2 separate regions of the Homo sapiens genome follow, and region 2 is linked to region 1. A link is a loop called in an ENCODE intact Hi-C map of the cell type or tissue named here. Cell type or tissue: Panc1. All regions are shown on one strand. Region 1 has its middle 37 kb from the start of ATOH1. Region 2 overlaps SMARCAD1 (SNF2 related chromatin remodeling ATPase with DExD box 1).

Evidence for each region. A loop is a pair of places that touch in the nucleus more often than their neighbours do. Peaks named below come from ENCODE experiments on the same cell type or tissue, not always from the same donor. Only the 100,000 strongest peaks of a DNase experiment are listed, where the experiment ranks them.
Region 2: a loop joins it to region 1, with 18 times the contacts of the local background. A loop is called at or near these places in 34 of 110 quality-filtered maps.

The regions. Positions count from the first base shown.
Region 1 is chr4:93,790,664-93,793,163 of GRCh38, reverse strand. It overlaps a transcript of GRID2 not described here. Among named protein-coding and RNA genes, the nearest start is that of ATOH1, 37 kb to the left of the region's middle. RefSeq lists a silencer at 1,395-1,454. In Panc1, CTCF peaks have their summits at 1,166 and 1,378 (motif pointing left); a DNase peak (open chromatin) is centred at 1,363.
Region 2 is chr4:94,255,779-94,258,278 of GRCh38, reverse strand. All of the region lies in intron 9 of SMARCAD1 (SNF2 related chromatin remodeling ATPase with DExD box 1), which reads right to left. Among named protein-coding and RNA genes, the nearest start is that of SMARCAD1, 49 kb to the right of the region's middle. In Panc1, no CTCF peak of the experiment used is centred here; a DNase peak (open chromatin) is centred at 1,243.

The DNA.
Region 1 (2,500 bases):
CTTGCCTTTTAATAAGTAAATTTTATGAATTTTAAGTTATACATTTATATTTCAAATACTGCTTTAATTTGTTTGGCATAGTGGGATCGAGCATAAGGTTTTATTTAGAAAACAATACAGTTTCCATTGAAAAATAGGTTAAAAAGATACTTATAAAGGACTATGGCTAAACTGCATGTACATTGTTTCACAGTTTAACTAGAAGAGGTGGGAAAAATCTGTGGAACCTGACGTCCTACCTGGAGCAGTGGATGTGGCAGTGGGTAAAGGAATAGGTGGGACCTCCAGCTGGCACTCACAAACCACCATGAATCGTCCTCTCCTCCCCTCCATCATCAATCAGAACAACCCGGGTGAGACTGAGGTTTCACCATGGATCACAAATGCCCTTGTTGTATAGACTCTAAAATTGCACATGGCCTCTTTCTGATGTGTTCTCTTTCTTGGACTTCATTTTTCACCTGCCATATGTCTATTTGGACCTGATGTTCCAATAGTTGCATTGATTTGTGTTATCCTGACATTCACTTTATTCAGAATTAAAAGTGGGGTGAAAGGGGTGTGGTAGGGTTCCCAGCATGATTTTTGTTCTGGGTCAGCCAAAGGTGAAGGAGAAGCAAAACTGAGTTAGGCCAATGCAAAATTGGCCTAATGTAGGTGAGGAAGAAAATGGTCAATTCATAATTTTGCATTGGCCTAACTCAGTTTTCAGTTTTCATTTTGCGGGTGTAGGTCAGGTAAAACCCAGCCTTCCAAGAAGAAAGTGGCTTAGTGAGATGAACAGAGCACATAAGAGAGGGCTAGGTGTGGGGGAGAATTAAAGGTACAGATGTGTATGTTGCCAAACTAGCCTCATAGCACCACTTTCAGTAGGAACAGGCATTCTCACCAAAATTGGTGAAAGGGTTAGAGAGGGAAGTGGGATTAGAATTGAGTTAACTTTTGCTGACAAAAGTCTTTGTTTTCTGATGATTTGGGCAGCAGGTTGGGGCTTGGAGGTGTCATAAGACTTTATTTAGAAATTATGAATATATGAAAATAATATGGACAAAATATTTCCATTTCTTTTCATTTTTATTTTTATGAACTAAGAAAACAACAGACACAAAATACCACCATCTACACTCAACCCTTTTGAAAGTACACTGTAAATCATCTATATTTACAAGTTTCAGATACATTCTTTTACAAATAGTAAACATTAAAACAACCTAAAGGGCTTAAATGATGGGCTTATTCATCGTTAAAGGGAAGAATAAAGTCTATTTAAAATACTTTATTTTTCAAAAGAGGGCTGAGACTTTTCACACAATGCTGTTTGCTCACAGAAAACAGAATTTAAAGCTAAACTCTCAACAAATGATACCACAGCGCCACCATCTGGCTCTACAAAAGACAGCAGGGAGTCAGTCTGTACTAGAGGAGGAGGCCCGTGTTTTCTTTCCTGGTGAGCATTTGGAGAAACAAGAAGGGGACTCTCAGTGTGACTCTGTAATTGTCACCACTTTGGCTAACATTCAGGGTGCAAGGAACTGCCTCTATTTCTTTTTCTGTTTCTATTTTAATTTGAAAAACAAACACATTTTTAGTGGATAAAACCTTTAAAAATGAAAATCTCCTTAAAGTTAGTCTTTCCTTTTTTTTTGGACAACAAATATAAAGACCGTTTTTAGTCTGAAGAGTTTGTAATTTTAGTGGTGGTTTGGTAGAGCTTCTCTAAATAGACCTGCCTTACTAATTTTCAACTTGCCTTGGATATGACCTTTTTATAATGTTGCTGAAGTTTCCTTAAGTTCTTAAAGTTCTAGACATATTTAAGATCAAAACATATTCCAATACATAATCAGAACAATTTTGGCCCTGACACGAGGTGGTGCATATTTAAAAGTCTGCTTTTAAATGCAGTGGAATACAATGTATACTTCCAAAATCTGAATGTCTTAAAGGTTTTTTTTTATTTTATATTGCAGGTTTACAAGATTGCACAAAATTGCTAAATAACAGGGTGACTAACACATATGTTTTCATTTGTACATCTCTCTAAGAAAGATCTTTTAGAACTGGATTGGAAGGTAAAATGTTAGCTTTTATTGTATTTTACACTCTTGCAGCATCAATCTTTAATTACCACTTGCATTATATTAAACAGAAATTTGTACAGAATAATAACGGTAGAACACTATTTTGAGCCTACTGTGAACAAAGAACTGTGCTAAGTGTTTTACGTCTATTAAAGCATTAAATCCTTTCAGATATGATGAGAAACGTTCTATTATTACTTCTGTTTTGTGGGAGAGGAAAATGAAACACAGAGACGTTCAGTAACTTGCCTAGGGTAGCACAGCTGACAAATGGCAGATGTGAACCCTGGCTTTTAGACTCTAATTTCTTTGGGCTGCCACTAACTTTGTTCTCTCAGGATCTTCTAAAAACATTTAACATTGTATGTTCTTTCATATTATTATGTTTTCTCTTTTTACATGAACATGTTTGTCAAAAG
Region 2 (2,500 bases), 470 kb before region 1:
GGAGGGTGAGGCAGGAGAATCGCTTATACGTGGGAGGCAGAGATTGCAGTGAGCTGAGATCGCATCACTGCACTCCAGCCTGGGTGACAGGGCAAGACTGTCTGAAAGAAGGAAAAGAAAAAAAAAAAATCTGATGGGAAATTTAGGCAACTGGAAAAGACTTTAGAGTTGACCTAATGACAAGTATATAGGAAAATAAAGAGAAAAACCGAGACAAATAACAACTAGGAAAAAAAATGAGAAAAAAATAAAAATCATGTAGTACACTACATGGTTCATCTATGAAAGGCATTTGCATAGTCATAACAATGTAGACACTAAAAATGATCTTCAAAATTACCATATTAACATATATTAACAGAACTGGGGAACAGAAAATGGGCATGTGAAGTGAGGTAGACAGTGAGAACTAAATCCTATTGTCTATAATATTAAGTTGATAGATAAGACCTACAAATGACAAAAAGTGCATTATAACTATATTACATAAAGATATGGAGGTGATCAGAACAATGAGACAAAAAGTCATGAAAGAAGTTATCTGCAGCATGGGCAACAGGCTGGGGAAAAGGGTGGATATAGATTTTTTTTTGTGGGGGCGGAGAACAAGCCTATAGAATTATTTGTTAATCTAAGTATATGTGTAAATAATAAAAGTATAAACATTAACAAAAAGTAAATAAACAATTTGGGGATGGGGAAAGAGGGGCTCTCACTTAAGGAAAGATGTAAGAACACTCTACTGCCACCATGTTACTGTTTTCTGAACACAAAAATCACTTAATCCTGTAAGTTACTTAACTTTCCCCCAAAAAAGATTTAAGAAATACAAAGTACCCTGTAAATGTGGGATCTATTAGTAAATCTGAAGTTACTGAAAACCACAGAAAAGATGATCCTGCTTACATGGTATGAAGTATACAAATGTATACATAAATAGATGATGCTCAAAACACCTTAAATGGTGGGTATCTTTGGTAGAATTTGGGGTAAACTTTACTTTTTCATTTCTGCACATGCTGTTTCAATTTTAGGTAAAACAAATCATTCTCAAAAAATGATAAATCTTTTTTTCAGGAGGAAGAAAGTTAAAAAGCTAATTGCTACTTCCTGAATAATTACATGAAAAAAACTCATCAATATGGCCCCAATCATATCTCTTCATTAAAAACTCAAGTGACTACTCAAAGGACTTTTTTCTTTCAAAAACAGTCAGCATCTGAAGTATCACTCTCTTGCCACAGTGTGTCACTCTTACTGTACAGATATTTTTGAATTTCCATAGGAAGGAGGAAACTGTTTAAAAGCAGATTTAATTTTCAAATCATTAAATCCCCACTTACCAAAAGACAGCCCTGAGGACAGAATCCCAAGCTTATTCATTATTATAAATACCTGGCAGCAGCCTACAAAGTACTCAAAATGTACTTGCAGATTTTTTTAATACAAACTTATCAAACTTACACAAATTAAAACAAAGCCTGAATATATAGTAATCTTACAAATAAATTCACTGGTGCCACCTTATTCAGAAGGAAGAAATATGTATTACCATGCTTTAAGTGGCCAATTTAGGCCAGGTATTTTACAGAAATCACCAGTTAAACAAAGCAAAGGACCAGATGCAGTGGCTCACGCCTGTAACCCCGGCACTTGGAGAGGCCGCAACAGGTGGATCACCTGAGGTCAGCAGTTCCAGCCCAGCCTGGCCAACATGGTGAAACTCCATCTCTACTAAAAATATAAAAATTGGCCAGGTGTGGTGGCGGGCACCTGTAATCCCAGCTACTAGGGAGGCTGAGGCAGGAGAATCGCTTGAACCCGGGAGGTGGAGGTTGCAGTGAGCTGAGATCATACCATTGCACTCCAGCCTAAGTGACAAGAGCGAAACTCTGTCTCAAAACAAAACAAAACAAAAACCAAAAAAGAAAATCCACAGTCTAGTAGATGAGAGTAACATAATGAGGAGCACAGTGTGTGACATGGACTAAACCTGAGTTGCTTGGTTATCAGCCAAGGAAAACTGGATCTACACTGATCTAAATGTTAACAAAGTAGATGCATATATGAAAGTTTCCAGGTTGAGTTACTGATGCATGTCGCATTGGTCAGCATAAAAACATTACTACTCTGATTAACATATAAAGATGCAACAGAGTAGTATTTTTCACAGACATAATAATATCCCCTCCCTACTGTGTGCAAGGCTAGACAAAAATCCAGTAAGTGGATGGTGAACTGATGCCATCAAATGTGTGAAATTTGGCAATAAAAATTCCAATTTTTACCACAATAACAGTACAAGTTTTTAAACTAATGACATTTTTGGCTTGCTGTATTTCTGAACCCTACTTGATTTAATGATGAGGTTTTCTCACAATAGGCACCTACATTACTGCTATTATGCAGAAAAACTGTAAGTAAAATGGAAAAAATTATGAAGAAAAATTTAAAAACAATATTTAAATTTTGACTAATAAATGATTATAAAGCTGAAGCA